Regions from separate parts of the Mus musculus genome. Here all the other regions are linked to region 1. A link is a loop called in an ENCODE intact Hi-C map of the cell type or tissue named here. Cell type or tissue: heart. All regions are shown on one strand. Each heading gives the region's core, and the rest is flanking DNA. Links, peaks and the distances in the headings are about the cores only.

Region 1 (5,949 bases), core at 521-5,520:
CGGACAGCAATTCCAGCTAACTGCCGAGCAGTGTGGGATGGGGTGGGGGTGGAGGGTTGATTGGAGCAGTGGGCAGGCTCATGTCTGGCCCTTGCTGGGACTCAGTGTCTCTGTCAGCTAGTGGGGTGGACCCTAAAGTCTTGTCTTCCTGGCTTCTATGCTCTAGGATGTGGGCAGAGTGCCTGGAATGGGTGGGCCCTGGCTTCTGGCAGCGCCATGCCCTGGCACTGGGCCTCTGCCTGAGTGGCTCTTTAAAGACAGACGCTGCTACCACTGCTACCGCCTCAACTTGGTGGTCAAGGATCTACCCCTTAGCTGCCACACTCAGCCTTAGGCACACTCAGCCCTGGCAGTGCCTCAGGGCCTTAGACCCTCAGGGCCTTCAAGCCCACCTCCTCCTGGAAAGGCTGCATCCCAATGGGGTCCCCGCCCAGCACCCTAATGGGAGGGAGCTCAGGAGAAAGCCCGGGATAATAGTTTGGGCTCAGATGTTCCCTTGGCTAAGCCCCTCCCTCCCTCCCTAGGCCTTGGTTTCCCTCTCCCTTTTTCATAGCCTCAGGTATGGGGCCCAGGGCCTCACTCCCCCTAGCTAGGTCTGCCACATAGCTTCTCCACAGCAGGCCACCAGGGCTGTGGGTCCTAAGGAGGCAGTTTGGGAAGTTTGCTTAACTCCCTGTCTGAGTAAGAGTTCCATTTGCCCACAGCAGCCCTCCTCCCTGGCAACCATCTCTATGGCAACACGTTGTGGTTGCCACAGTACTGCTGGGTCAGAGCAGCCATGGCAGGGCCAAAGCCAGAGAGAGGGGAGGTGACAGCGGGAACAGGATAGGATCATGGGCTGCTGTGTGTCTAGTGAACCCCAAGAAGAGGGAGGCAGAAAGACTGGAGGTGACTGACACCTGGGGTCTCTCGTCTGGCCCTCCCCCACTCAAGGCGCCCATCTCTGTCCCTTAACCTCTGAATCCTTGGCTGAGTTCTTAGCCTCTGGGCTTTGTCTGGGCCTGTCCAGAACACCCACTGTCTGTCCCAGCTCACTCAGCCCAAGTCTGGGTCACACGTGGGCTCTGCCTGCTTGTCTAGCCAGTGACTGATTCGTGCTTCCCGTTCATTCTTCCCACAGAGAAGCTGAAGAAGGCCAAGATCATCTTTGTGGTGGGTGAGTTGTAGGCAGGCGGGCAGGCGGAGGGTAAGCAGGGTCTGAGGGTCTGAGCAGGCACTGCAGGATTTGGAGGGTTTTGTTTTGTTGTGTTGTTTGTTTGTGTGTGTGTGTGTGTGTGTATGTGTGTGTGTTTTGAGACAGGGTCTTTCTACATAGTTCTGGCTGTCCTGAAACTCACTGTGTAGACCAGGCTGGCCTCAAACTCACAGAGCTCTGCCTCCCAAGTGCAGGGATGAAAGGCTTGCTTGCGAGGTTTCTTCTCTCATTGAGGACCGTGGTGGTGTCTGCCTGGGGCTGTGTTGTTTTGCAGGGTGGGGTGAAGTTTCTGAATGCATGGGTGCTTACAGGCGGACCTGGCTCAGGAAAGGGCACCCAGTGCGAGAAGATTGTACAGAAATATGGCTACACCCACCTGTCTACTGGGGACCTGCTTCGGGCAGAAGTCAGCTCTGGATCGGAGAGGGGCAAGAAGCTGTCGGCTATCATGGAGAAGGGAGAGCTAGTGCCACTGGTGAATGAGCGGGCCTGCGGGGGGGGGGGGGGGGGAATTGGTGGAGGGTCTGAGCCTGAGCCCCAGGGGTCAGCCATTCTCCACCCCCTAGTGTCCTGGACTTTCTGTCTCTACCACACTCCTTTATGGCTGGCCCTAACTCCCCAGCCTTGATCTCAGACCCCCTAGATTAATACTGGAGTGGCCCCTTCAGTTACTTGATTTATTTATTTGTTGGGAGGGGTATGCATGTTCTGTGGGATCAACATGGCCGTCAGAGGGCAATGTGAAGGGATTGGTGTGCATCCTGGCAGTGGAACTCTGGTTACAAGGCTTAAAGGCAAATGCCACCTTTGAGCCATTCTGCTGACCCGTTTGTCCCCTTCTTTACCTTACTTTACCCCTTCATTTTATGCCATGCTTAGAGTCACCAGCTCATTGTACCTCAGTCTGTCCCCTCCCTGTCCCCTGCCCTGGTGAGGATAGGGACAGCAAAGGCCTGTAGAAGCTTTGTGTCCAGGCCCAGGACATTTCCGGGCTGGAAAGGGGTTTGCTGAAGCCCAAGCCTGGAGAGAGGGGCTTGCTGGGACTTCACACGCTCCCGGAAAGAGGGCAAGCTTGGGTGGGCTAACACAGGTCGTGCTCCCGAGGGGCCCCCGGGGAGAGAAGGCTCAAGGGTCCCCTGTGCTGGACAACAGGACACGGTGCTGGACATGCTCCGAGATGCTATGTTAGCCAAAGTGGATTCTTCCAATGGCTTCCTGATCGACGGCTACCCGAGGGAGGTGAAACAGGGAGAAGAATTTGAACAGAAGGTAAGACCCTTGACTGGTCATCGGCCTAGAGGGAGGGGTGATGGAGGCGGAGTCTACAGTGTGCAGGTGGGAAGGCCGCACAGGACCTACCATAACCACCCCAAAGAAAGGCGGGAGGAGGAGGATTTGAGAGACTTTATCCTGTGGGGCTTGTCACCCCACATGTACACAGGCAGACATTTGCGCACATGATCCATACCTATACAAGCAATAGGCAATGTAGGATGCACACATGCACATGTGCACATGTGTGTGCACCTGGATGAAGCTCACACTACACAGGTGCTGAGGAGAAAGGGGTAGTAGGTGTTGAGGAGGGGAGGGTGAAGGGCTGACTGGCACCCTGGTGGGCTGGGGCAGAGTACCTCCAGCCTCACTCCTGCCCACCTCTGCGCAGCTCAGTCAGAATAGGAGAGATGGCATGTCACAACCTCTAAGTGAATGAAAGACCTCAAGAAAATGTTTGTCTTGCTCTGAGTCTCAGCATGCCAATCATTGAAATGGGAGTTGGTCTAGCTTCCTTTAGGCGCAACTCTGAGGCACATCTTGGTTTTCCTCAGCTGCATGAAGTCATTTGCCACCCTCAGGGCCACATCCAGCAAACCAAAGTGCCTCCTGTCCTGTATTAGGGAGTTTCCCCACCTCCCTACAGTCAGGGCTTGGAGGCAGCCTCTGGGAGTCCGAGTAGTTGAAGTTCTCAGATGTTGGCACTAGGGGGAGCCAGAACTGCACTGACAGAGAAGGGGCTGGCCTGGAAGTGACTTGTCCTACTGCTGACACAAATCCCCAGAGCTTCCTTGGGGTGGGCAGTCTTCAGGGCCCACTCCTCTAGTTAGATGCCTATTTCCATACTGAGAAACTGAGCTCCAGCCAGGGGTGCGTTGCTCAGAGACAAGCCTCACTACCTCCACCCAAAGTGTGGATCCAGAGTCTGTTGTGTTTGGCCCTGGGGACTCAGAGGACCTTGGCAGCTGATGGCCGATGGACAGATGGCAGCAGCCTTGGTCTGGCCTTTGCCACTCTAAACTGGTAAACCGTCTACGGTCAGCAGATACTGTCACACTGAATCTGCAACCACCCAGGAGACAGACACCAGACTCAGAGGGCCCAGTAGCTTGCCCTAGGTTACACGGTTGGACAGAGGCAGGAGAGGAGCTGTGAGTGACAAGCTTATGTGATGTTAGCTGCGTAGAGGCTGGGGCTGACTCAGCTGTGGACTAAAGAACAGAGGTCCCAAAGCTGTTAGACCTCCTGGCCCAGGCCCAAGGCTAGGAAGACCCAGAATCCTCCTGCCTGCCCTCACAAGCCCAGCCTAGACTAGGCCAGGCTTAGGGATCTATCGATGACCCCTACTCTGAGGGGTCGTGTAGCCAGAAAAGGGGAAGGAAGCCGTTGCCTGCTTCAATGCAAGGCCCAGCCTGGGCAGGGCCAGTGTGTAGGGCCCTGGTGGCCAAACCGAGGTCTGGAACACTCAGGCCCTAATCCTTTATACCTCTTCAAGCCATCTTTGTGACGAGTGGCTTATGACAGTGACAGTCATTTAGATGTCCTTAAAGTCCTCACCTTGTCCCTCTGATTCCTTTCAATCAAGTCTTATTCAGCCCTTAGCTCCCATCCTGGCTGAGGGAAGAGGAGGTCGCTAAGTAAATACCTAGAGGCTGTCAAGGGGAGACTAAGGGACCAGGAATAGTGGAGGTCACATCTGCGAAGACCATCTGGAAGGAGTGAGGGTCTAGCTGAGACTCCCACAGTCTCAGTTGTGAGAAAGGGTAATGGGACCTGTGCTGGCCTGGCGTGGGATGGAGACAGATACAAGCATAGATCAATATGGTGGAAGGAAGGAAGGAGGGTTGAGGGTGGGGATCAGGAGAGCAGCTGGGGGGGGGGGGAGGACAAGGGCACAACACATAGGTGCTCTAGATCTGGTAAGGATTTTGGGCTTCCTCTTGAAAATTCTAGGAGCCCGTGGAAGAGGTTTGACCTGAGTGACAGAGGAGTTACTCTAGGAAGGCGCGTTCTGGGTGGGTCTCATGTAGGTAGGGCTTGGGAGATGGAGGCAGGGATGATGGAGTCCCAATGATCCGATTTCCACCCTACGCAGATTGGACAGCCCACACTGCTGCTGTATGTGGACGCAGGCGCCGAGACCATGACCCAACGACTCCTGAAGCGAGGGGAGACCAGTGGCCGCGTGGATGACAACGAGGAGACCATCAAGAAGCGGCTGGAGACTTATTACAATGCCACAGAACCTGTCATCTCCTTCTATGACAAGCGTGGCATTGTGCGCAAGGTGGGGAGCGCCTCTCTTTTCTAGCTGCAGCTCACGGTGGGATCTTAGGCCATCCCTCTCCCTCTGCCTCAGTTTCTCCCTCAGTTTACTGAGTTGGGGCTGTGTGGATCCTGCCATGGCGTGCGTCTCTGCCCTCATCATCCCTCTCCCCACAGGTCAATGCCGAAGGCACGGTGGACACTGTCTTCTCTGAGGTCTGCACCTATCTTGACTCCCTGAAGTAACTGGATCCCTTGGCCAGCTCCCAGCCCGCCCCACCCTTGCTCCCTGACCCCAGGCAGCCTGGCTCAAGCCCAGCACCTCCACCCTGCCGGGCTGTGCACAGACACAGGAAGCCATGTTATCCTGTCCCATGGACACTAAAGAAATTGCCAAGGAGGGTTAGGATTGCTCCTTTCCTTTGCTTCCAGTTATGGTGATTCATGCTGCCACAGCCGGAGGCCCCAGCGTGGCCGGCCCATTCTTCCCTGTGCCTCAGCCCAGCTGTCTTGTCTCCCTCTGGCTCTGCTGGGATCCTAGGCCCTTCCTTAGCCAGGCTGTGTCAAAGCCTAGGGGTCCCTGGGTTGGCAGGCTGCTCTGGGGGGTCTGGTGTTCACCCTGTTTCTCATAGCCTCGTTGTGTGGCTTTGGCCCTAAGCCATTGTCTCTCTGGAGTGAGTTTTCTTTTTTTCTTTCTTTCTTTTTCTTTTTTTTCTTTCTCTGTTTCTTTCTTTTTTTTTTTTTTTAAGACAGCATCTCGTGTGACTTAAGCTGGCCTCAACCCTGTTATGTAACTAAGGGCAACCTTAATCCTTCTGCCTCCACTTGTCTTCCTGTGTGCTGAGATTACAGGTGTGTGTGTGGACCTCCACCACTCCTGGTTTTGGGGGCACTGGGAATCAAGCCCATGGCCCTGTATACGAGGCCAGCACGCTACAGAGTGAGCTGCATCCCGGGCTGGGCAGGTTTTCTGTGCCTGACTGGGGTCTGGCATGGGCAAAGGGCAAAGGGCCATGGGCTCACCAGCTGGGGCCACGTGGTCACTGGGTGCCAAGGAGCTGTGCAATGGGCATACAGCTAGGTGGGAAGCTGGGGTCAGGGGTGGCCTTCCTGAAGAAGGCTCCCTTGGTATAGACCTGCCAGGCCTTGCCATCCTTTGGCTGGTTTTAAAGCTTGTCCTGTCACGCTATGTCCCAACCCTTATCCTCGGCGTT
Region 2 (5,949 bases), core at 366-5,365, 130 kb after region 1:
AAACACCAGTTATCATCTAGTCCTTTAAAAATCATATGTTGCAAATAGATGAAGAAAGACTAGGTACCACCTGCAAGGTGCTGTTCTTCGTACATTGTGTTGTGTCCCTGCGGGGCTGGGGAGGATCCCTGTGAGCAGGCCCTGAAGCTTGTGAAGCCCTGATTACCTCTTTCCACCCCGCAGGGTTCCAAGCCCGACCGGAGCTCCTGGAAGTATTCAGCACAGAGTTCCAGATGCGGCTCCTCTGGGGCAGCCAGGGTGCCAACAGCAGCCAGGCCTGGCGCTATGAGAAGTTTGACAAAGTCCTCACTGCCTTGTCCCACAAGCTGGAACCTGCCATCCGCTCTAGCGAGCTGTGACCCCGGAGATCTCGCCTCTCTGCAGCTGCGGGCAGCATCGGCGGCAGAGGGGCTCAGGACATTCCCTCCAGAGCACCACAGGGACACTGTGATCAGCCCAAGAATGTTCTGGGTTCAAATCCAGGATCTCCCTTGCACTTCCAGGGTCCTGAATGGACTCTGAGCTCCATTCTTCCATCACACACGCGCCAAGTCTCCCTTCCAAATGGACAGGAACCTCTGCTCCTCCCACCGGCTTGCGCTGGCCCCCCTTTTGCTGAGGTTCCCTGTTTTTGAGCCATGGGAGGCTCCCCACCCCTCTTCCTTCCTGCAGGCATCTATGCCTAGAGGTGCCACAGCCTCCATCTTACTGTAAATAAGTCTGGTGTAAATGTATGTACAGAAGCCATGCTCTCTTTCATATAATAAACTTTAATGACTCTTTCTTCTGTCCCATGAGGCCTTGGTAGAAAGAAGCAATTCCACAGGTGAACGGTCCACAACACCAGGAAATACCTGGTTAGCGCCAAAGACTTCCCAGATGATATGGGGAACCAGGTTTACAGCAGCCCCTCCCTGACCGCCATGAGCTCAGGTATTAGCAGGGGAGACGGTCAGTCCAGAGCAGTGTAAGTAGGGGCCTCAGTCTTCTCTGAGCCCAGGGCTTGTCAGGAGAAACCATAGTTCCCCCCCCCCCCGGCCCTCACCCCATCCACAAGAAGTCCAGAGTTTGAGGTAAAAGGGCTTTTAAAAATCTAGAGACCAGAAGAGATGGCTTAGTGGCCAAGAGCACTGAGTGATCTTTCAGAGGACTCTGGCTCAATCCCAGCACTCACATGGTGGCTCATAATCTAGAACTCCAGTGCTAAGGGGTCTTAAGCCCTCTTCTGACCTCCTTGGGTACCGGGCACACATGCGGTGTGTGAGCAAAATAGCCATACAAATAAAATAAAATTTAAATTAAAAAAAATCTTTAAACTGGATCTAGTGACTCATCACTTTAATTCCATCACTTTGGACTCAGAGGCAGGCAAATCTTTGAGGCCAGTCCAAGCTGTTTAGTGAGCGCCCCCCCCTTCAAAAAAAATCTTTAAATATGAAACCTAGAATCCCAATTCCCCTTACACCTGGTGGGTGAGGTGACTTTTTCTGAGCTATAATAGCAGAACAAGCAAGTTTGCTGGTGGTGATCACAGGCTAGGCCTGGGCCTCAGGAATCTGCTTACTGAATTAGAGACACAGGGGTTCTTTGCTCTGAGCTCTTGATATTAGATCTTCGACCACACCTGGAGGTGGGTTGAGTTCAATGGCTCAGTGACTAGGAAACTTGGATAAGAAGCTTAATGTCTTGGGTTCCAAATTCAATAGAACCAAGACAATAAGGGACCCCCTCTCCTTGGATTTATATTAGTCTTTAGCGTGTAGTAGTAGCTGGTAAGAAAGAGCAATACTCATTTACATATATATGCAAATTTTTTTAAGCTCTGAGAAACTTTTATTAGGGTTTAAAAGAAAAACCCTGGGGCAGGCAAGCTTTAAATCTCAGATGCTGCCTGGAGGAGGAGGATGGAGAAAGAAAAAAAGCCATGTCATTTGGATTAGTTGACAAAGAGGCTAGCCTCGCGATAGTCAGAGAGGGCTTTAGGGAGTGACACCCAAAGTGTTAGAGAGGTGTGCTTAGAAAAAAGAAGGGGCCGGGCAGTGGTGGTACACACCTTTAATCCCAGCACTCAGAGGCAGGCAGATCTCTGAGTTTGAAGCCAGCCTGCCTCAGAGCTAGTCCAAGGACAGCTGGGGCTACACAGGGAAACCCTGTCCCGAAAAGACAGAGACAAAGGAAGAAAAGTAAAAAGCACACTTTTGGAGTTCCTTAGACTTGTGAAGCTGCATCACTGCCTTTTGATTTACTTATTTATCCATTTTGTGAGTGTGTGTGTGAACTCACGCACGTGTAGAGAGGTTCAAGGACAATTTGCAGGATTGGTTCTTGATTTCCACCAGGTAGGCTCTGGGGATTGTACTCCGGTCTTTAGGCCGGTTGGCAAGTGTCTTTGCCTACAAAACCAGCTTTTTTTTGGGGGGGGGGGTTTGAGACAGGGTTTCTCTGTGTAGCCCTGGCTGTCCTGGAACTCACTCTGTAGACCAGGCTGGCCTCGAACTCAGAAATCTGCCTGCCTCTGCCTCCCAAGTGCTGGGATTAAAGGCATGCACCACCACGCCCAGCTCACAAAACCATCTTGAAGGTTCTATTTTCTGAGCCAAAAACACTTTATGTGACCACATCTCATTGAGCTGACCATCCCTGGGTATAGAGTAGGTACTGTTGCATCCCATGTAAGGCGCCTGCCTGACACTGGCAGAGACATTCTCAAAAGGCGGTTGTGAGCACTCTTCCGTCACATTTTTAAAAAGAGCTTGGAAAAGGCTCTCAGGAAAGTGTAAAGTCCGGCTCAAGTTTTTGTTATTATGTTGTTTCACTCTCTTAATCTTTTATTCTTTCTGAGGTAAGGTTTCGGGCCGCTAGTTACCCGTGACCATGGCAACGCGGGACTGGGTGGTTCGCGGGCTCCCCCAGGAGGCCTATTTGCAGTACTGCTGCGAGACAACCTGTGGGTTTTAGAGCCCCAAGGAAGGGGAGCCGGGAGTTGTAGGCAATGGGCGTGGCTGCCTCGGAGCGGTGCACACCGGGAGCTGTAGTTCACAGGTTCTGGCGGTGGGCGGCCTCTGACCGAAATCGGGCCTCAACCGGATGGCGGTGGCGAGGCACGGCTACCGGCCCTGGGGCTCGATCCTCGGGCTGCTCGGGCTGGCCTTGGCTGCCGCCGCCGCCTGGGACGTGGCTTCTCTGCGCTGCACCTTCGGCTCGTTCTGCGAATGCGACTTCTGGCCCGACTTGCCGGGTGAGGGGTGGGAGCCGGTGCGGACGGGCGGGCAGCCGGCAGTTCGCAGGGGCTCGAAACATCTGCCGCCCCGCCGGCCGCCGGCGGAGGTGGGGATCCGAGAGCCTCTGGTGCAAACCTGAGGAGAGGGTTTGGAGGGGGCCCGGTGGAGGGAAGCCTTTGACAGAGGGGCGCCCAGTGGCTTGTGGTAGGCCTCCCTTGTGCGGACTTGTCACACCGGGGGAGAAACCTGCCGTCGCCTGAACCTGTAGACAGCTGTCGTCTACTCGGGGCTGGTGCAACCCGGAGAACCGCCTCGAGGGGGCGGTGCCGCACTGGCCCTTGCCGAGGTGACTGATCCTGTCCCTCGTTTGGACACAAGTATCCCAGAGGTCTTAGACACATGCCTTCGACCCTCTGATGCTTTTTGTTTGTTTGTTTGTTTGTTTTCCCGACAGAATCTTTCTACACTGATTTGACTGTTCTGGACCTCACTATGTGGACCAGGCTGGTCTCAAACTCCCAGAGATCCACTTAGCTCTGCCTCCAGAGTGCTAAGAGATTAAGGGTTTGCACCACCATATTCTGGCTCTTTTTGTTTTTTGTTTTTTTAAAGATTTATTTATTTTTTTATTTATATGAGTACACTGCGACTGCCTTCAGACACACACTAGAAGAGGGCATCAGATCCCATTACAGATGGTTGTGAGCCACATGTGGTTGCTGGGAATTGAACTCAGGACCTTTGGCAGTCAGTGCTCTTTCCATCTTTCCAGCCTCCCCCTTTTTTTTTTAATATTTATGCTTTGCCTGCAAGTATGGTTACATCCATGTGCCCATGGAAGTTTGAAGACGGTGTTGGCTCCTCTGGGATGGACTTACAGATAGTTGAGAGCTACCATGTGAGTGGTAGGAATCGAACTTAAGTTCTCTGCAAGAGCAGCCAGTGCTGTTTGTTTGTTTGTTTGTTTGTTTGTTTTGAGACAGGGTTTCTCTGTGTAGCCCTGCTTGGCTGGCCTGGAATTTACTATGTAGACCAGGCTGGCCTCGAACTCAAAAGAGATCTCCCTGCCTGTGCCTCCCAATTGCCTGGATTAAAGGTGTGTTGGAATTCACCATAAACCCAGGCTGGCCTTTGATTGGGAGGATTACTGCTGCCTCTGCCTCCCAGGGGCTGAGCTGACAGACATGAGTCAACAGCCTGTCATCTGCTTTGATATGCGTTCCTTCTGTGGCCCTAGGTCTGGAATGTGACCTGGCTCAACACCTGGCTGGCCAGCATTTGGCCAAGGCCCTGGTGGTGAAGTCACTGAAGGCCTTTGTACAGGACCCAGCCCCCAGCAAGCCGTTGGTCCTTTCCCTGCACGGCTGGACAGGCACCGGGAAGTCCTACGTTAGCTCCCTGCTGGCACAGCATCTCTTCCGGGATGGCCTTCGCAGCCCTCACGTCCATCACTTCTCCCCTATCATCCATTTCCCACATCCCAGCCGCACTGAGCAGTACAAGGTAGGCCAGATGTGTCCTGGTCCCTTTTCTCCATCCTAATCCAGAGAGGGCTCCAAAACACACAGCCAGTTGGAGGCTCAGCCTTCAGAACCTGTTAGGAACAGGGGTGGTGGCAGTCTTGTTGCCTGTGAGTCCGAGACATCATGAGCCTTGGGGATTACCCCGGGCAGATATTACACAGGGTACCTGTGTCTGTGTTAGCATCCTCTCTTAAGCTCTTAGCCCCATATGGTGCTTTGGCAAGCATTCCCTGGTGACTGTCAGCTCTGATATCTGTTGTTCCTGATCTGTCTTAGCTGTCAACACTGGGGGGCAGGTCTGACCTCCCCTGTCAGAAGTCACTTAGCTCTCATGAACAGACAATTGAGTACATATTTGTACCCCTGTTCTCCTGTTGACTGGCTGTGTGACTTTGGACAAGTCTCTGCACCTCTCTGAACTACCCTTTTACCATCTGTCTCAAGGGGTTGGTGCCATCTGGATATAGATTGTGTCTCTTCGGAAATTTTTCTTGGCTTGGGAAGAAGTTCCGGGTTGCGGGGAGTGGAGTGTCTTGGACTCCTTTGGAATTCCTGTCTCTACCCTCATAGAAGGAGCTCAAGAGCTGGGTTCAGGGGAACCTCACTGCCTGTGGCCGATCCCTTTTCCTCTTCGATGAGATGGACAAGCTGCCTCCTGGCCTGATGGAAGTCCTGCAGCCCTTCCTGGGCCCTTCTTGGGTTGTGTATGGGACCAACTATCGCAAAGCCATCTTCATCTTTATCAGGTCTGGCCTCTATTGCAAGCAAGTGGGGGTGGAGGGGCACTTGTTAGAGGTCTAGCTGTCCAGCGTGGGCCTGTGCTCCCAGCAGGGTGCTCTCCCAGGAGCGCATGCATGCTCTCTTGACTCCTCACTTTTTTTTTTTTTTTTTTTCCAGACAGGGTTTCTCTGTATAGCCCTGGCTGTCCTGGAACTCAACTTTGTAGACCAGGCTGAAATTCGCCTGCCTCTGCCTCCCGGGTGCTGGGATTAAAGGCGTGTGCCACCACGCCTGGCTCTGACTCCTCACTTTATCTCTGATGACTCTCATTTGCAGTGGCTGACTTCTCCTTTGACATTCTCAAAGCCCTTCTGGGCTCTGACTTTTAGATCCTTGCTGCTGTGTAGAATCCCAGCCTGGTCAACAGTCATCCCTCCTTGGTAGTTGAGAGGACACATGCCTGAGAGAATGGGACTGTGTGTGTC
Region 3 (5,949 bases), core at 596-5,595, 120 kb after region 1:
CAGTCAGAGCATTGAGAGGGGTGGCTTCCTGGAAGTCTCGGCCTGGAGGGAGCACTCCATGCCTCTGGAGTGTTACTATGTGCCCCCAGAAGTCTTTCCTGTCGTCACATACACTTGCTTTCAAAACAGCATGGTCATGTGAAAACATTTATTTACTTATTTGTTTTATTATTTTAGACGGAGACTCAGTATGTAGCCTTGGCTGGCCTGGAGCTCACTATGTAGACCAGACTCAGAGCTCTGCCTGCCTCTATCTCCTAAGGACTGGAATTAAACATGCCTACCACCACACCCAGCTTATGGGTTTGTTTTTGTTTTTTTTTTTTTTGTTGTTGTTGGTTTTTTTTTTTGGTTTTTAATGGGACAATTTCCAGTAATCACCTAGGAGATAACGGCTTCTATCCTAGCCCTACCAGGTTGAGTGACCTCGGCAAGTCTCTAAGCCCTGAGCCTCCACTTTCTCAGCTCAAGACTGAGGACCATAAAAGTCCTTACTGCCATAGAATGGGACACTTGGGGTATTGTTTGTTTGTTTTTGAGACAAGGTCTCACTAAGTAGCTCTGGCTGCCTGGAACTTGTTATATAGATCAGGCTAGCTCAAATCTACAGAGACCTGGTCATCCCTGAGCGCTAGGGCTGCAGGTGTGCACCACCCCACTGGCTTTGCTGTTTTGCTTCTGAGTTCTTTTACATCCCTTTACTTATTTGTGTGTGGGGTATGGGGGGACACAAAGGCCAAGTGACAACTTCCCTGAGTTCACTTGGTGACAGCTTCACCAGGCATCATACTTCAGCAGAGCTTAGCTTCCCTGGACCGCCTATGTGGCTTCTGATGTTCTAGTCTCTTGGGGCAGCGGCTCCACTGATACAGGGAAGTGCTGAGGACCATAGAGTACCTCCCTCTACATTTTGGGATGTGGGACATTACTCTATACACAGGATGCAGACTATTCTTTGAGAGAACAGGGAAGGGAGGCCCCATTAAAAAAAAAAAAGATTTGTTTATTATGTATACAGTATCCTGTCTGCATGTCTGCCTTCAGGAGAGAAGAGGGCACCAGATCTCATTAGAGATGGTTGTGAGCCACGATGTGCTCGCTGGGAATCGAACTCAGGACCTCAGGAAGAACAGCCAGTGTTCTTCACTACTGATGTATCCCTCCAGCCTCGGAGGCCCCTTTTTTTTTTTTTTTTTTTTTTTTTTTTTTTGAGACAGGGTTTCTCTGTGTAGCCTTGGCTGTCCTGGAACTCACTCTGTAGATCAGGCTGGCCTCGAACTCAGAGATCCGCCTGCCTCTGCCTCCCAAGTTCTGGGATTAAAGGCGTGGGACCACCACGCCCGGCGGGAGGTCCCATTTTTAAGGGTAGAGGAGATAACTAGTTTTCTCTTTCTCCTCTCTGTAGTAACCCGAGTCCATGCTCCTTCTGCCACCCCCTCTACTTCAGCACAGCCTGCCTCCCCAGTTGCCCGCCGCTCCAGCGAACCTCAGCTATGTCCTGGAAATACTCCAAAGCCTCCTGGGGAGTCAGACAGGGCCCCTCACGCAAGCCCATCCCACACCCTCTGCAAGGCCTCGCCATCACCATCACTCAGCAGCTACAGTGACCCGGACTCTGGTCACTACTGTCAGCTCCAGCCTCCGGTCCGTGGCAGCCGAGAGCAGGCCGCAGGAGAGACTCCCCGGAAGGCTAGGGGCTCCGGAGAGAGGCAAAAGGAACTGTTAGAAAATGGAGTCTCTGACGGGGAGTGGGGCAAGACCTTCACAGTCCCTGTAGTAGAAGCCACCTCCTCTTTCAACCTGGCTACCTTCCAGTCCCAGCTGATCCCCAAGGAGAACCGGCCTCTGGAGGTGGCCCTTCTGCGCAAGGTCAAGGAGCTGCTGTCTGAGGTGGATGCCCGGACACTGGCCCGGCATGTCACCAAGGTTGACTGCCTGGTAAGTATTAGGAATGCTCACAGAGGGGACAATACCTTTATCATCTGGCTTTGGGGTCAGGAGTCAAGCAAGATGGTGAGGGACTGATTCCCAAATCCCCTAAGTACAGTGAAGCCAGTAGCTTGGGTTTTGACATCCCGGGTGTCTTTCTTGGTTCTGGGACTATGGATTGTCATCTGGCATGTCAGTCTCCATTTTCTTAGTTTAGATTGTTTTGCTTTGTTTTATTAGGGTCTCACTATGTAGCCTTGGCAGGGCTGGAACTATGTAGACAAGGCTGGCCTTGAACTCACAGAGATCTGCCTGCCTCTGCCTCCCAGTTGCTGGGATTAAAGGATTATGCCCCCCCCCACTTGCAGTCACCGCCTTCTCCTCCGCCCCCCTTCTCCTTTTCATTTCAGTTTTTAATGTGCATTGGTGTTTTGCCAGTATGTGTGTCAGTACTGGAGTTATAGGCATTGTGAGCCATCATATAAGTGCTGAGAATCGAACCCCAGTCTTTTTGGAAGAGCAGCCAGTGCTCTTAACCACTGAGCCATCTCACCAGCCCGATTTTCTTCTTTGGAAAAGTAAAAACCAAGACATTTCTACAGCTGCAGATGTGGAAGGAGGGCTGATGTTTTGGGAGTAACTTAAAGAACTTCTTGGTTCTAGTCTGCAGAAAGTGAACATCTGGTTGGGGGGGGGCGGGGAATCTGCCTGCCCCCTTGCCCCCTAACCCCCTAGTGGACAACAAGCAAAATGTTCCTTGACCCAAAAACTGTCCAGATGCCAGTGTGAGGCTTTGACTCCGTACGAACCACAGCTCTTTCCATACCCCAGTTTCTCGCTATGTAGTTTGGTATATACGCTGGTCTGAGAAATCAGGAAGTGAAAAGAATCATGTGGGGATGCAGCTGCGGGAGAAGAGGGAGAAACTGAGGTGCAGGCTCAAGTGTACAAACTTGGACAAGAAAGTTCATTCCCTTCCTGGGCCTTGGGTTGGCAATCGGGGATAATGGGATCTTGGCTCTTGATTTTAAGTATTTAACATGGCACACACCTATGGGCTTCTTTCTACTCCCCATTTTACAGATGGGGAAACTGAGGCTCACTCAGAAAGGGGGAAATCACTTGCTCCGTGTTTGCAGAGGAGCTGGGATTCAACCACCCACCCCACCCTCTGGACCCCTCTGCCAGGCGACCCTCTTAGATGAAGCTCTGACTCCCAGATGGGTTGGACTAACCCTGACAGGAAATTAATCAGCCCTTTGGGCGTCTTTGCAGGTTGCTAGGATACTGGGCGTTACCAAGGAGATGCAGACCCTAATGGGAGTCCGCTGGGGCATGGAGCTGCTCACCCTCCCCCATGGCCGGCAGCTACGACTAGACCTGCTGGAAAGGTAAGGTGCACTGCACCAGCCCACGGCTACCTTACGGGCTGTCCCAGGGTTTCTGACCACTCTTCCTATCCCACTAGCCAATCGCAGCTTCGTGGTCCTCGGCTCAAAGCCAGTCTGATTTCCCAAAGACTGCTGTTTTATCGACCGCTTTAGCCTCTCGCTTCCCCACGTCCATCAACCTTGGCCCCGCCCACCATTCCTGTCCACAGTGTTCTTTCTAAAACTCTGCCCTTTGGATTTTGCTGATCAATTACAAGTTTCTCCTCCTGCCATCCAGATTTTGCTCCTAACTTATATTGTCCAACCAGGCTCCCTTCTCTCTGCCTGTTACTTTGGCTGCGCCCCTTAGTCGCTGTGACCTACTCTGTTTTCTGTCATACTTAACAGCGTCCCTGTTGGCCCCGCCGCCGTATGTCACGCCCCCTATGATCCAACCTCTCTCACAGGTTCCACACCATGTCCATCATGCTGGCAGTGGATATCCTGGGCTGCACAGGCTCGGCGGAGGAGCGGGCAGCTCTGCTGCACAAGACCATACAGCTGGCGGCCGAGCTGCGGGGGACGATGGGCAACATGTTCAGCTTCGCCGCTGTCATGGGCGCCCTGGAGATGGCCCAGGTACTGTGGGCACCTCTGGACAACCACTAGGCTGTCTGCATAAGGCCCGGGGGGGGGGGGGGGGGGGCGTTCCCTGGGGGAAGACATTTGCATGGAAAATACAAGAGCTCCCGGAGTCTCTAGGCTTCCTCTGGGAAGGACCAGACCAGGAAGCAGAGGTCTCCCAGGTGTTGCGCTCTGATTCCTGCCCTGGGCCTCAGTTGACCCGCTTGTAAGAGGAACCAGAAACCCTGAATTTAAAGAATATATAGTGCTTTTGGTGGGACGGGAATGCCCTTGAGACGGCTCAGCCTTTAAGAGAGCGTCCGATTCATGCCAAATGATGCAGGGTTCATTCCCAGCCCCCCATACCAAGCAGTTCACAACTGCCTATAACACCGACTCCCCCTTCTAGTCTCCACATGCCCTAGCATGCACATGTACATATACTAAGGCACACACACATAAAATAAGTAAATCTTTTAAAATATAGAACATGGTTCTTTACATTGACCTCGGGAAGGGGAGGCAAGGGAATTAGAAATTCAAGACTTAACACCGCGCCTCAAAACAAAGACGACATAGAATGACCATCAGTTGATGGACTTGCTGTATGCTAGGTACCAGCACTGACTCTTCACGGGGGAGGGGAGGGGGGGGAGGCTGCTGGATGGTCCTGTGTCACAGAGTGGCCACCAGAGGCAGAGCGGTAACGGGTGAGGTCACACAGTCCAGAGCTGAGATTCAAGATTTGTAAAATGTGTTGCAACAGCTTCAGTTAACAGTTGACGCTGTTTCCATTTTCTGACTGACAGCCATACTCAGCTGTCATTGTGTGGTACTCAGGGACAGTGTACCCTAACCCCACAGCCTTCAGCAGGGTGACCTGTGGCCAGCTGCTCCTGGAGGCGCCGTCTCTAGCCAGTCTCTTATAGTCTGCTCTTCCCAGATTTCAAGGCTGGAGCAGACATGGATGACCCTGCGACAGCGACACACGGAGGGTGCCATTCTGTACGAGAAGAAGCTCAAGCCTTTCCTCAAGAGCCTGAACGAGGGCAAAGGTAGGTGATGTCTGCATCTCAATGTGACATTTACAGAGGTGTCGGCCTATGGGTTCCCAAAGACTTCTGAGGTGGCGAGGATAATAGCGTGACTGTCCCATGGGGTAGCCAGGTATGCTCTGTCATGGACAGGATAGGGTTACCAGGGAAAGAAGGGACTGTTTAGGGTGACCTCGGTGGTCCTCCTGAGGCCCCAGACATCTCTGGGGTTGTAGTGGGTGGAAGGGTCTTCAGGTCTAAGAGCCTGCCGCCCCTCTCCACAGAAGGCCCACCGCTGAGCAACACCACGTTTCCACACGTACTTCCTTTCATTACTCTGCTGGAATGTGACTCTGCCCCCGCCGAGGGTCCTGAACCTTGGGGCAGCACAGAACACGGTGTGGAGGTTGTGCTAGCCCACCTGGAGGCCGCCCGCACTGTGGCCCACCACGGGGGCCTCTACCACACCAACGCTGAGGTCAAGCTGCAAGGTGAGTAGCTGTCATGTCCCCAGGATCCTGCTGTCCCTGGCTCCCCTCCATCTGTCTCTACCTATGCCTCTCGGTCCGCAAGCATCCACTGACATCTTCTACTCCTCTGTCTTGACTCCTGGCTCCTTTATTCCATCTGTCTTGTCACTCATAGGCAGTTGTTAGCGAGGGTATCAGGTGAGGTGGGCTGAGAGACACTGAACACCTTTGCCATGTGTTTCAATCGCCTGCACCTCACTGTTCTCATGGAAGTAAGCAGCTGTCTTTCCGTAGCTGGTTACAAGGTGCCCAGCCAAGGTCCAGCATGAAGAAAGACCTGCCTGGTCTTCAGGGAGCCTCTACTGGGGAACATAGAATTCTGGGAAAGGAGTAGAGGAAGTGGCTTCAAACGATGACTCTTTTACTGCTTTGGGCATTATTTAAACCACACACACACACACACACACACACACACACAATCTGGGGGACTGGGGATGTGGCTTAGTAGGGTGCTTGGCTAGT
Region 4 (5,000 bases), core at 1-5,000, 57 kb after region 1:
GAGCTGCCCACCTGCACGCCCACACTGGCCCACCTACCTTGGTGGTCCTGCCGCTCCAGCCAACAGTGGGCCAGCTGCAAGGCCAAGGCAGCATTAGACCGCTGGTGTGCTCCCTCCAGACCCAGGCTCAATGGCAGTCCAACCTCCTCCAGGGCTTCCAATGGCGGACACAGGTACAACGGGCACTGTGGGGGGAGGGGGAGAGCTGGTCAGCTGACCTGCCACCACCACTATGTTAGAAAGCCTCTGACCACCAGGGCCCATCACCAACCACCAAAACCACCAGGGCCTACCAAGACCTGCTTCCAGAACCAGATGCGTCCTGGAGCCACAACAGCTACCCCCGCTATCCCCTTTGCACATGAGGAACCCAAAGCCCAACAGGAGACTGTGTTCTTCTAGTCAGCACACCCCTCCACCCCACCAAGCCAGCCAGTCACTCACTCCAATCTGCTGGGCTCGATCCCTCAGCACAGCCAGGGGACCTTCTGGCTGCACCACAGTGAAGGCAGGGACACCAGGCTGCAGGCACACCAGAAAAAAGGGACAGGGGCTGATTTCAACTGAGGCCACAGAGGGAGAAGGAGGAGAAGCCAGGCTGTGCAGCTGGCTAGGACCTGGTAATGACTTGCCACAGTCATTCTTCAGTAAGCGGTAAAAGGACAGACCCTGGGCTCCCATGAACCTCTCCTGCCTTGGCCCGCTATGTTACCTTAAAGATGCCCCCTTTCTGCCATGCTATTTTCTCCACTGTATCTCCTAGTAGACTGGTGTGGTCAATGCCAAGAGAGGAGACTCCACACACCACTGGCTTTCTGAAAAAGACAAGAAAGTCCTGCTCCCCAGTGCCGAGCCGTTGCGCAGGCTCCGGGTGACTCCACAGCCACGGCGGCTACCTTACCTGATGATGTTGGTGCAGTCAAAAGCCCCGCCAATGCCCACCTCCACCACTGCCAGGTCCACCTGTAGGAGAGCAGAAAGCACACAGGGAGCAGGGAACCCCTCCACTCATGCTCTGCTCCCCAAGGACTCAGACACAGGGCTAGGAAAGACACTCACCTTCTCTTGGAGGAAGACATGGAAGGCCATGAGTGTGAGGAAGCGGAAGTAAGAGGGCATGGAGACATGGCTGTCGTCCTGCACACAGAAGGAGCCAGTCAGGGCCAGAGCCCCGTACCCCACACGGGGATGGGCCCTCCCCAGTCCCCAGCCACAGTACCTTGAACTCCTCCAGCTGGTTATAGAGGCACCAGAAGTGCTTGGTGAAGAGCTCGGGGCTGATTGGTTTCCCGTTGATTCGAATCCGCTCCCGCACCTGCACCATGTGAGGAGAGCTGTGGAGAGACCTGGGGTCATCGGGACTCCCCACTTCCCAGGCCTTCCTTGCCCTAATCAGACTGTGTCTGCCCTGTTCCCGAGGCTCCATGACGTACGTCCTCAAGACTCTTGAGCTCCTGCCTAGGGCCTCCAGAGCCTGTGGAGGCTGAGCCCTGCCCCAGCAGCTTGGCGGCCCCTCCAGTCCCTAGCCAGGCCTACCGTCTGTCTGTCGGTGGGTTCATCCTACGATACCACTCTCAACTAAGACCCCCACCTCAGAAAGGAGGGAGATAGCCCTGTCCCCACGATGATCTAACAGAGTCTCTGGGCCCCAAAGGATTAGTAACTCTGCTAACACATGCCTATTAACAGCCGTCCGCCTTTCAGTCTCAAAGCAATAAATCCAGAGGAAGGAACTGTCTGGAGTCATTCCCCTGCCGCATCCACATCTGTAGGCTGGCTGGCTGGCCGCGTAGGCCAAGGTCAGTGGTTAGAGCTTTATTATCAGGGACCAGCGACATGGCACATGCTGCCAACGTTGATGATCTACGGTCATCCTAAGAACTCACGGGAGAAACTTCTCCTAAAGGTTGTCTCCTGACCTCTCACGTGGGCTACAGCAATGCACACGGGCAAACACACACGCACTAAAGCTTGTCTCCTGACCTCTCACGTGGGCTACAGCAATGCACACGGGCAAACACACACGCACTAAAGCTTGTCTCCTGACCTCTCTCGTGGGCTACAGCAATGCACACGCACTAAGACACCCAAGGTAATGAAAAAGTCATTACATGTTTTCAAGCTTCAAAAGTATTATTCTTTGGTCAATGACACATATACTGTGTCCTATCGATGCGGTGGCCACAATCACACAAGCCTCCTAAGACATGTCTGCATTTTAAGTCCTCAAAGACCCTCTCACACCAAGTCATCTCCCTTTCTTTTCTTTTGTTTTTTTTTTTTTAGATTTATTTATTTATTATATGTAAGTACACTGTAGCTGTCTTCAGACACTCCAGAGGAGGGCATCAGATCTCATTACGGATGGTTGTGAGCCACCATGTGGTTGCTAAGATTTGAACTCTGGACCTTTGGAAGAGCAGTTGGCACTCTTAACCACTGAGCCATCTCGGCAGCCCTTGTTTCATTTTTTAAGGTTTCTCTGTGTAGCCCTGGCTGTCCTGAAACTCGCTCTGTAGACCAGGCTTGAACTCACAGCCTGTCTCACCTACTGAGTGGTGGGATGAAAGGTGTACGCCACCACCGCCCTGCCCAGCTTCCATGTCTTTATTTTGAACAATCACCAGTTCCAGGAAACTGACATGTCAGTTGATCTGAATTGGCCCCAGCCAACTGGCTTCAGGTGCTTATGGAGGTGGCCTGACAGAACTGACAAAGCTAATGTCGGATACGCTTCTCCCTCAAGGGACAAATCCCCAGGAGTATACTCATATGCACTCCTCTGAAACGTCCTCTGTTTAAGGTGACAGGGGAGGAGAGGCTCGCATCAGTAAGCCAGCTCCACATCTTGTGGGCTTCTGATGTCTGTGAGTCACCACAAGGGGGCGCTGCTCCAGAAGAAACCACAGCTATCCCTGGCAGAGCTCTACTGCCTCCCTGTGGAGACTCTGACATGGGGGCCATAGCCAAACTGGCTCTGCACCTTTATGAGTCAGGTTTGTGTTCCTTACTGCAGAGACATCTTAGCCAACAAATATCTCTATGCTTAAAAACTGGATCTGGAGAGCCTGGGAGATGGTTTAGTCAGTAAAGTGCTTGCCACACAAATATGAGGGCCTGCGTTCAGATCCCCAGTATTCTCACACTCCATCCTCACCCACCCCAACCGCTGCAAAAAGAAACCAGCCAGCGGCTGTGAATTGATTACCCCACTTCTGGGGAGCAGACACAGGAGCATCCCTGGGGTTGCTAATGCATAGTTATCCAGCTGAATCTAGGAACTCCAGGTTCAGTGAGAGACCCAATCTCGGAAGAAGACAGAGAGGAGAGGGGGAGGGGAAGGGGGGAGGGAGAAGGAGGGGAAGGGGATAGGAGGAGGAGGAGGGGAGGGGGATAGGAGGAGGAAGAGAGGAGGGAGAGGGGATGGGGATAGGAGGAGGAAGAGGGGAGGGAGAGGGGAGGCAGAGAGGAGGAGAGGGAGGGGAGGGGAAGGAGAAGGGGGAGAGGGCGGGGGGAGAGGGCGAGGGGAGAGGGGGAGGGGAGAAGGAGAGGAGGAGGGGGAGAGGAAGAGGGGGAAAGGGGGAGGGGAGGGAAGGGAGAGTGGGAGAGAGGGAGGGTAGAGGGTAAGGGAGAGGGGGAAAGGAAGAAGGAAGGAAGGAAAGACAGAAAAACACACACTGAGATAAACATATGCTTGTGTGCCCATGCACACATAAATCATACTCAAAGGTGGGTAAAGTGGTGCACAACTTTAATCTCAGCAATCAAGAAGCAGAGACAGGTTAGACTGTGAATTCTTCGCCAGACTAATCTATAGAATCCCAGGCCAGTCAGAGCTTCATAGAGAGACACCCCACCCCCCAAACAAAACAAACATTAAAAAAGCAGACAAAACCAAGTTGTGCAGTGCGGTGGCTCACACCCGCAACTCCAGCAGGAGACTGAGGTAGGAAGAGCCCAGGTTGTAGGCCTGCCTGAGGGACAAAGTGAGTTCCAGGTCAGCCTGGGCTAGAGTGACACCTGCCTCAAACAGGGACTGGATCGATGGCTCAGCAATGAAGAGCACTGAATGCTCTTGCAGAAGACCTGGGTTTCATTCCTAACACACACGTGGCTCAGAACCCTGTGTAATTCCAATACTAGCACATACATGCAGCAAAATACACACACACATAAAGCAAGAAGAATAATTTAAAAATTTAACGGGCAAAAATTACATTTGGAACTTAAATTAATAAAAGGTCACCTGGTTCTTCCAGCCAGGTACTTAGGCCACACCTTGAGACACAGGTCGCCTCTCTCCCTCCAATTTATTCCTTATGGAAACTGATGGCTGCTATTAGTGGGCTAACACTGGCACTGTGGATTTAATGTTTGCTGAATCAACAAATACCGGGGGAGAGGCAGAGAGGCTGACCTTGGCTCTAGCACCATAGCCTTCTAGAGCTGAGACACAGACACCCACACCCACTCACACAGAGCCCAGTACCTAAAGAAGCCGGTCTTCAGGCCGTAATTCCGCAGGATCCGTTCGGTGAAGGCACAGGTGGAGCCCTGGAAAGCATTGGGTAGGATGAAATGATGGGTACTGCTGGTTGTCGCCCAGAATCACCAGGGAGACGTGCCGGGCAGGCCTGGGGAGGAGTTTCTCGACAGGGTTGACCGAGGCACACAAGCACACATCAATCCCTTCCTGACTGAGGATGCAATGTGATCATGTGATCACCTGCCATGGGGGACCACATCTCCCAGAACTCACAGCCAAGTAAACTCTCTTTCCTACATGCCCGACATGACAGTCTGATGTCAGCTTGGCAAAAGCTGGCCATCCGAGAGGGGGAAACCTCAGCGATCCAGCTTATGGGAGCCTCCATAAGCTCCAGCATGAGGTGCCGGGCGTGGTGGTGGCGGCGCACGCCTTTAATCCCACTACTGGGGAGGCAGAGGCAGGCGGATTTCTGAGTTCGAGGCCAGCCTGGTCTACAGAGTGAGTTCCAGGA
Region 5 (5,000 bases), core at 1-5,000, 210 kb after region 1:
CTTAATCCCTAGCCAAGCACCCTTAGGAAGAGCTGCTGTGTCCCTCTGATCAACCTGAAAGCTGGCATTCCTGAGACAGTTATCCTAGGGCAAGCTTGGGACCAGAGCGCACGATTTAGGACTGCTGGACTGCCAGAGGTAACTATAAAAGTTGGCCTGATCAATTCACTAAAGAAAGCTCTGATGTGGATGCTGGAGATTGAACTGGGGCTCAGCGCACTGCGTGCTCTTAATTGCTGAGCTATCTTTCTAGCCTAGATCCAGTTTCTTCTGTTGGACCAAGGAAGTCAGCTTCCCATAGCCTCTTGCTGCTGTTGAGCTCTTCAGTTGCCAAGCACCTGTTTGCCTCAGAGGTGCTGTGTGCCAAAAAATAAATTAATTAATTAAAAAAAAAAAACATTCAATGTACAGCCAACACAATAAGCCCTTGTTGGATACAGGGAAGATGCAAGTCCTCTCACAACTGATGAAGACACGGGGATGCTACTTGGTCCCTAAACCACTACTTAGGGAAACTTGCCCCAACTTAAATTGTAAATCACATTATTATAAGGTGACAACCAGTTCAAAACAGAACTATATCTAGAAATAAACACCAAAAACAAAACAAAACAAAATGGGCATAGTAGTTCATGCCTCTGTGAGTTCGAGGCCAGCCTGATCTACAGAGTGAATTCCAGGACAGCCAGGGCACACAGAGAAACCCTGTCTGGGGGAAAAAAACAAAACAAACATTCAAAGGAAGGGAAGGAGATGAGGTAGAAGGCATACTTGAGCCTAAGAATTGAGTTTAGCCTGGAACCAATACAAAGATCCTGTCAGAGGAAGGAAGGAGGGAAGGGAGGGGCAGAGGAGGGGTTAGAGAGCCTGGGCGAGGAAGTGTAGAACCGGAGCCCTCAGACATCCAGAGGGAAGGTGAGGCGGTGCAGCTGCTCTGTGGGCTCCGCAGCAAGTAAAGGAGCCACGGAGGTGGCTCAGTGGGAAAGGTGCTTGCCACTAGGACTGGTGATCCTAAGTTCAGTTCCAGGCCCCACATGGTAGAAGGTGAGAACCAATGCAGAACTTCTACATGTGTGCAATGGTATGTGTGTGCACATACACACACGTGCTTGCACACACACACACACACACACACACACACACACACACAAAGTAAAATGCTATGTAAAAGAGGATAGGGGAGTTGAGATAGGGTCTCACTACATGGTCTTGAGCAGCCTCGAACTTTTCATGCAGATTATGGTAGTCTAGAGCTTGCTGCAATCCTCCTGCCTCTGGTGCTCAGATAGCCAGCATCTACTGCAACTGCTCTGGATGAAAGAAATCAAGTTTTTTTTGTTTTTTTTTTTAAGATTTATTTATTTATTTATTATGTGTAAGTACACTGTAGCTGTCTTCAGATACTCCAGAAGAGGGAGTCAGATCTTGTTACAGATGGTTGTGAGCCACCAAGTGGTTGCTGTGATTTGAACTCAGGACCTTCAGAAGATCAGTCGGTGCTCTTAACCGCTGAGCCATCTCTCCAGCCCAGAAATCAAGTTTTAAAAAATGTATATACTTTGTATGTGTGTGTGTGTGTTTACGTGTGTATGTGATACGTGTGTTTGTATGTAGGTCAGAAGCTGGCATAATGTGTCTCTTGCTATCAGTACCTACCTTAGCTTATGCAGTTTCTCTCTGTGCCTACCGCTCAGATTTGCGTTACTGCTTGGCCAGTGTATTTCAGGGTCCATCTGTCTCTCCACCCACGCCCTAGCTAGGGTTACAGATGCACATGACTATACCTGGCACTTTTACCTGGAGCTGGGGATCAGAACTCAGGTCCTCATGCTTGCATAGCAGGGACTGTCCCCACTGGGCCATCTCTCCAGCCCCAGAAATCCCATTTTAAGAGCTGGGCGAAGTAGTGCTCACCTTTGATCCCAGTACTTGGGAGACAGAGACAGGTGGATCTCTGTGTGTTCAAGGCCAGCCTGTTCTATATAGTGAGTTCCAAGCCAGCCAATGCTACATAGTGAGATCCTGCCTCAAAAAAAAAAAAAAAAAAACCAAACAAACAAAAGAAAAAGAGCATGCTCTATTCCATTGGCATGATATTCTGGAAGATGCAAAACTCCAGGGAATGGAAAAAGGTTGGTGGTTGCCAGGAGCTGAGGGTAGGAAGAGACTATCTATAGGGAACAGCATGAGAAAATCTGAAATCTGTTTTTGTTTGTCTGCCTGCCTGTCTGTCTGTCTGTTTAGACAGGATCTTCCAGAGAGCCTGCATTTGACTCCTAGTATACACATCCAGTGGCTCACAACCACCTGTAACTCCAGCTCCCCTGGATCTGGCGCCCCCTTCAGGATTCTATCGGCACCTACAATCAAGAGACACAAAAATAAATCTTAGCCAGGCGGTGGTGGCAGGCACACCTTTAATCCCAGCACTCAGGAGGCAGAGGCAGATGCATCTCTGTGAGTTCGAGTTTCAAGACAGCCAAAACTATACAAAGACACTTTGTTTTGAGCAAATCAAATAGATAGACAGAGTTAATCTTAAAAAAAAAAATGTAAAACCATAGTCCTGGGCAGCAAGCTGGCTCAGTGGATACAGGTATTTGCAGCTGACCTTGAACTGAGTTTGATCCTTGAGGCCTACGAGGTAAAAGGAGGGGCTGACTCCTGAAAGCCTTCTTCCCTCCACAGGTCTGTGGCACACTCCCAACTCAAACAAATAAATAGGTTTAATCTTAAAATGAAGCTGTGGTCCTGAAGTGAATAAACCTTTAAATCCAGGAAGATACTCAGCTCCTGAGGCTCTTGCTGGGCAGGCCTGAGGACCTTCATTCATCCCCAGTAAAAAGTTGGCACAGGGCACAAGAACCCACTATCCCAGCTGGCATGGGGGTCTCCCATAATTCTAGTTACTGAGCCTGTTCTCGTTCTCCTGAGTTGTCTGTCCAACATTAACTGTGTGTCAGTGCCTACATCATGCACTGAGGACAGGCCCAAGAACAAGACCCACTGAAGAAACACACAGACCAGTTGGGCAAGGCCAAAACACACAAGTAAGTCACAGTGTGTTCTACAGCATGCTGGGGAAGCAGCAGAAAACCTCTGGAGGACTGATGGCCACACAGTCGACCTAGTCCCATTTTGCTGTTGGTTTGGTTTCTAGGGGCTTGTTGGCTGGTTGGTTTGAAGACAGGGTCTCACTAAGTATCCCAGGCTGGCCTGGAACTCTGCCTCCGGAGTCCTGGAGAAAAAGGCATATGCCACCATGCTTGCTTGGCACAGCAGATTCATGTTTTCTTAGCTTTCAGCTTTGAAACTCCCATAGTTCCTAGCAAGCTCTAAACAAATGTCTATAGAATAAGTAGCTAAATCAATCCATATCCTCTTCTTACACCTACAGCCCACGGGCTATCCAATGAAGCTCAACTCAGAAGGGCCCAGAAGGGCTCTGGGGCTGGTACTGCACATGTGCAAGGCTCTAAATTAGATTGGGGCAGATTCCAGGGAAAGGTAAGGGGCTCAAAACTACATTTATTTTGTGTTTATTCATATCCTAAGTGATGTGGGCTTCCCCCCAAAACAAACAAAGGACAGGATCATTTTTTACTTCTGAAAAAATCTGATAGTGACTGTGCTGGTTAGTTTTATGTCAACTTCACACAGCTAGAGCCTTTAGAGGAGGGTGCCTCAATTACAAAAAGGCCTCTGTAAAATGGGGCTGTAGGCAAGCCTGTAGGGCATTTTCTTAATCACTGACTGAAGTGGGAGGGCCCAGCCCATTGTGGGTGAGACCACCCCTGGGCTCTGTAAGAAAGCAGGCTGAGCAGGCCTGCATCCCCTCCTGAGTTCAGGTGCCTGCTCAGTCCTGACTTCCTTCAATGATGAACTGTGATGTGGAAAAATCCTTTCCTCCCAAAGCTAATTTTGGCCATGGTGTTTCATTCCAGCTACGATAACCCCAACTAAGACGGTGACTATGGAATGTTAACTTAGAGCAAAAGGAAGGTGACATTTAAACTGGTGCATAGTGGGTTTTTAAAAGCTTTAGCTGCAGCTGTAGCTCAGTGGGTAGAGTGCTAACCTAGCATACTAGAGGCCCCAGGTTCAATCCCAGCACTGCTGAAAATGGAGACAGTGGTGGGAGGCTCCAGAGGGAGAAGCTGGAGGATCAGTTTTAACTCATGCTGAGCCCCTGGCAGCTCTAGGCGTACCTGGGCTATATTAGACTCAGTTCTCAAGACAGTGAAAAGGAAAAGCATCTTCATCTCACTTTTATTTTTTGGAGAAAAAAGCCAAAGCAGAAACCCCACCAAAAACTAGAAGGTAGCATTAAAATCGTATTCAGCGATACATTTTCCTAAAGCACACGCCTAACTCAATTGTCACAGGAATAGAAGCCTGTTCACACATTCATCATTTTTTTTAATTGTGCTTATTTTTGCACACCACAGTTTCACTTTGTTTCAAAGGAAATTTTGGCCATATTGCATACTGATATATATATATATATAACTTTTTCTGATGCTTACTTCTAAAAGAGGCAAGGCGAGAGGTTATGGTGACACCTAAGGGTCTTGGCAAAAGGATGCAAGCACCTCACCACCTGGGTATGGTGGTGCAAGCCTGGAACCCCAACATTTTGGTAGCCTGAGACAGGAGGATTACCATGAGTTCAAAGCCAGCCTGCACTGGGTAGCAAGTACCAGGCTAGCCAGGGCTGTAAAGTGAGACCTTGTCTCGCATTAACAAAAAATAAGCTGAAGTTGGTGGCTCACAGCTATAATCTTCAGCATTTGTGACGCTGAGGCAGGAGGATTAAGATAAATTTAATGCCAGTCTAAGTTACATAGTGCCTTCTGGGCCAGCAGCTTGGACTGTAGAGACTGTCTTGGGGGAGATTCTTTAATAAGTATTTTATCATTCAAATGTAGTATTCAAAATATAATACCTGGAATACAACATTCGATCCCATACCTCTAGCCCTTGAAAAGGGGGGTATAAAG

The links. Hi-C counts contacts between places; a loop is a spot of excess contacts. Peaks named below come from ENCODE experiments on the same cell type or tissue, not always from the same donor. Only the 100,000 strongest peaks of a DNase experiment are listed, where the experiment ranks them.
Region 2: it touches region 1 in a loop (2.4-fold over the local background); 9 of 42 quality-filtered maps call a loop at or near these places.
Region 3: it touches region 1 in a loop (2.2-fold over the local background); 9 of 42 quality-filtered maps call a loop at or near these places.
Region 4: a loop joins it to region 1, with 4 times the contacts of the local background. A loop is called at or near these places in 36 of 42 quality-filtered maps.
Region 5: it touches region 1 in a loop (1.9-fold over the local background); 5 of 42 quality-filtered maps call a loop at or near these places.

What each region holds. Positions count from the first base shown.
Region 1 is chr2:32,628,729-32,634,677 of GRCm38, forward strand. It overlaps Ak1 (adenylate kinase 1), which reads left to right. Exons shown (of 7, transcript NM_001198791.1): 3 at 1,121-1,156; 4 at 1,507-1,670; 5 at 2,348-2,464; 6 at 4,566-4,757; 7 at 4,913-5,949. The coding sequence ends at 4,981. Among named protein-coding and RNA genes, the nearest start is that of Ak1, 6.3 kb to the left of the region's middle. In heart, for the core only: a CTCF peak has its summit at 3,180 (motif pointing right); DNase peaks (open chromatin) are centred at 733, 2,523, 3,273, 5,213 and 1 weaker place; H3K4me3 peaks cover 764 bases; H3K27ac peaks cover 4,060 bases.
Region 2 is chr2:32,754,213-32,760,161 of GRCm38, forward strand. Sh2d3c (SH2 domain containing 3C) reads left to right here. Exons shown (of 12, transcript NM_013781.3): 12 at 184-795. The coding sequence ends at 359. It overlaps Tor2a (torsin family 2, member A), which reads left to right and starts at 3,022. Exons shown (of 5, transcript NM_152800.3): 1 at 3,022-3,238; 2 at 4,459-4,724; 3 at 5,315-5,490. The coding sequence starts at 3,088. It also overlaps a transcript of Ttc16 not described here. In heart, for the core only: CTCF peaks have their summits at 2,923 (motif pointing left) and 3,543 (motif pointing right); DNase peaks (open chromatin) are centred at 3,009, 3,419 and 4,539; H3K4me3 peaks cover 1,295 bases; H3K27ac peaks cover 1,050 bases; H3K27me3 peaks cover 113 bases.
Region 3 is chr2:32,747,748-32,753,696 of GRCm38, forward strand. It overlaps Sh2d3c (SH2 domain containing 3C), which reads left to right. Exons shown (of 12, transcript NM_013781.3): 7 at 1,406-1,938; 8 at 3,205-3,320; 9 at 3,767-3,938; 10 at 4,867-4,978; 11 at 5,242-5,448. Among named protein-coding and RNA genes, the nearest start is that of Tor2a, 6.5 kb to the right of the region's middle. In heart, for the core only: a CTCF peak has its summit at 2,678; a DNase peak (open chromatin) is centred at 3,764; H3K4me3 peaks cover 1,445 bases; H3K27ac peaks cover 1,174 bases.
Region 4 is chr2:32,686,701-32,691,700 of GRCm38, forward strand. Fpgs (folylpolyglutamyl synthetase) reads right to left here. Exons shown (of 15, transcript NM_010236.2): 4 at 4,490-4,554; 5 at 1,220-1,334; 6 at 1,060-1,137; 7 at 902-963; 8 at 713-815; 9 at 445-522; 10 at 38-185. Mir8093 (microRNA 8093) reads right to left here and starts at 1,066; the gene lies at 930-1,066. In heart, for the core only: a CTCF peak has its summit at 2,918 (motif pointing right); DNase peaks (open chromatin) are centred at 231, 1,051, 2,891 and 4,541; H3K27ac peaks cover 355 bases.
Region 5 is chr2:32,840,426-32,845,425 of GRCm38, forward strand. All of the region lies in intron 1 of Stxbp1 (syntaxin binding protein 1), which reads right to left. Among named protein-coding and RNA genes, the nearest start is that of Gm13524, 3.0 kb to the right of the region's middle. In heart, for the core only: a CTCF peak has its summit at 2,347 (motif pointing left); a DNase peak (open chromatin) is centred at 846; H3K27ac peaks cover 269 bases.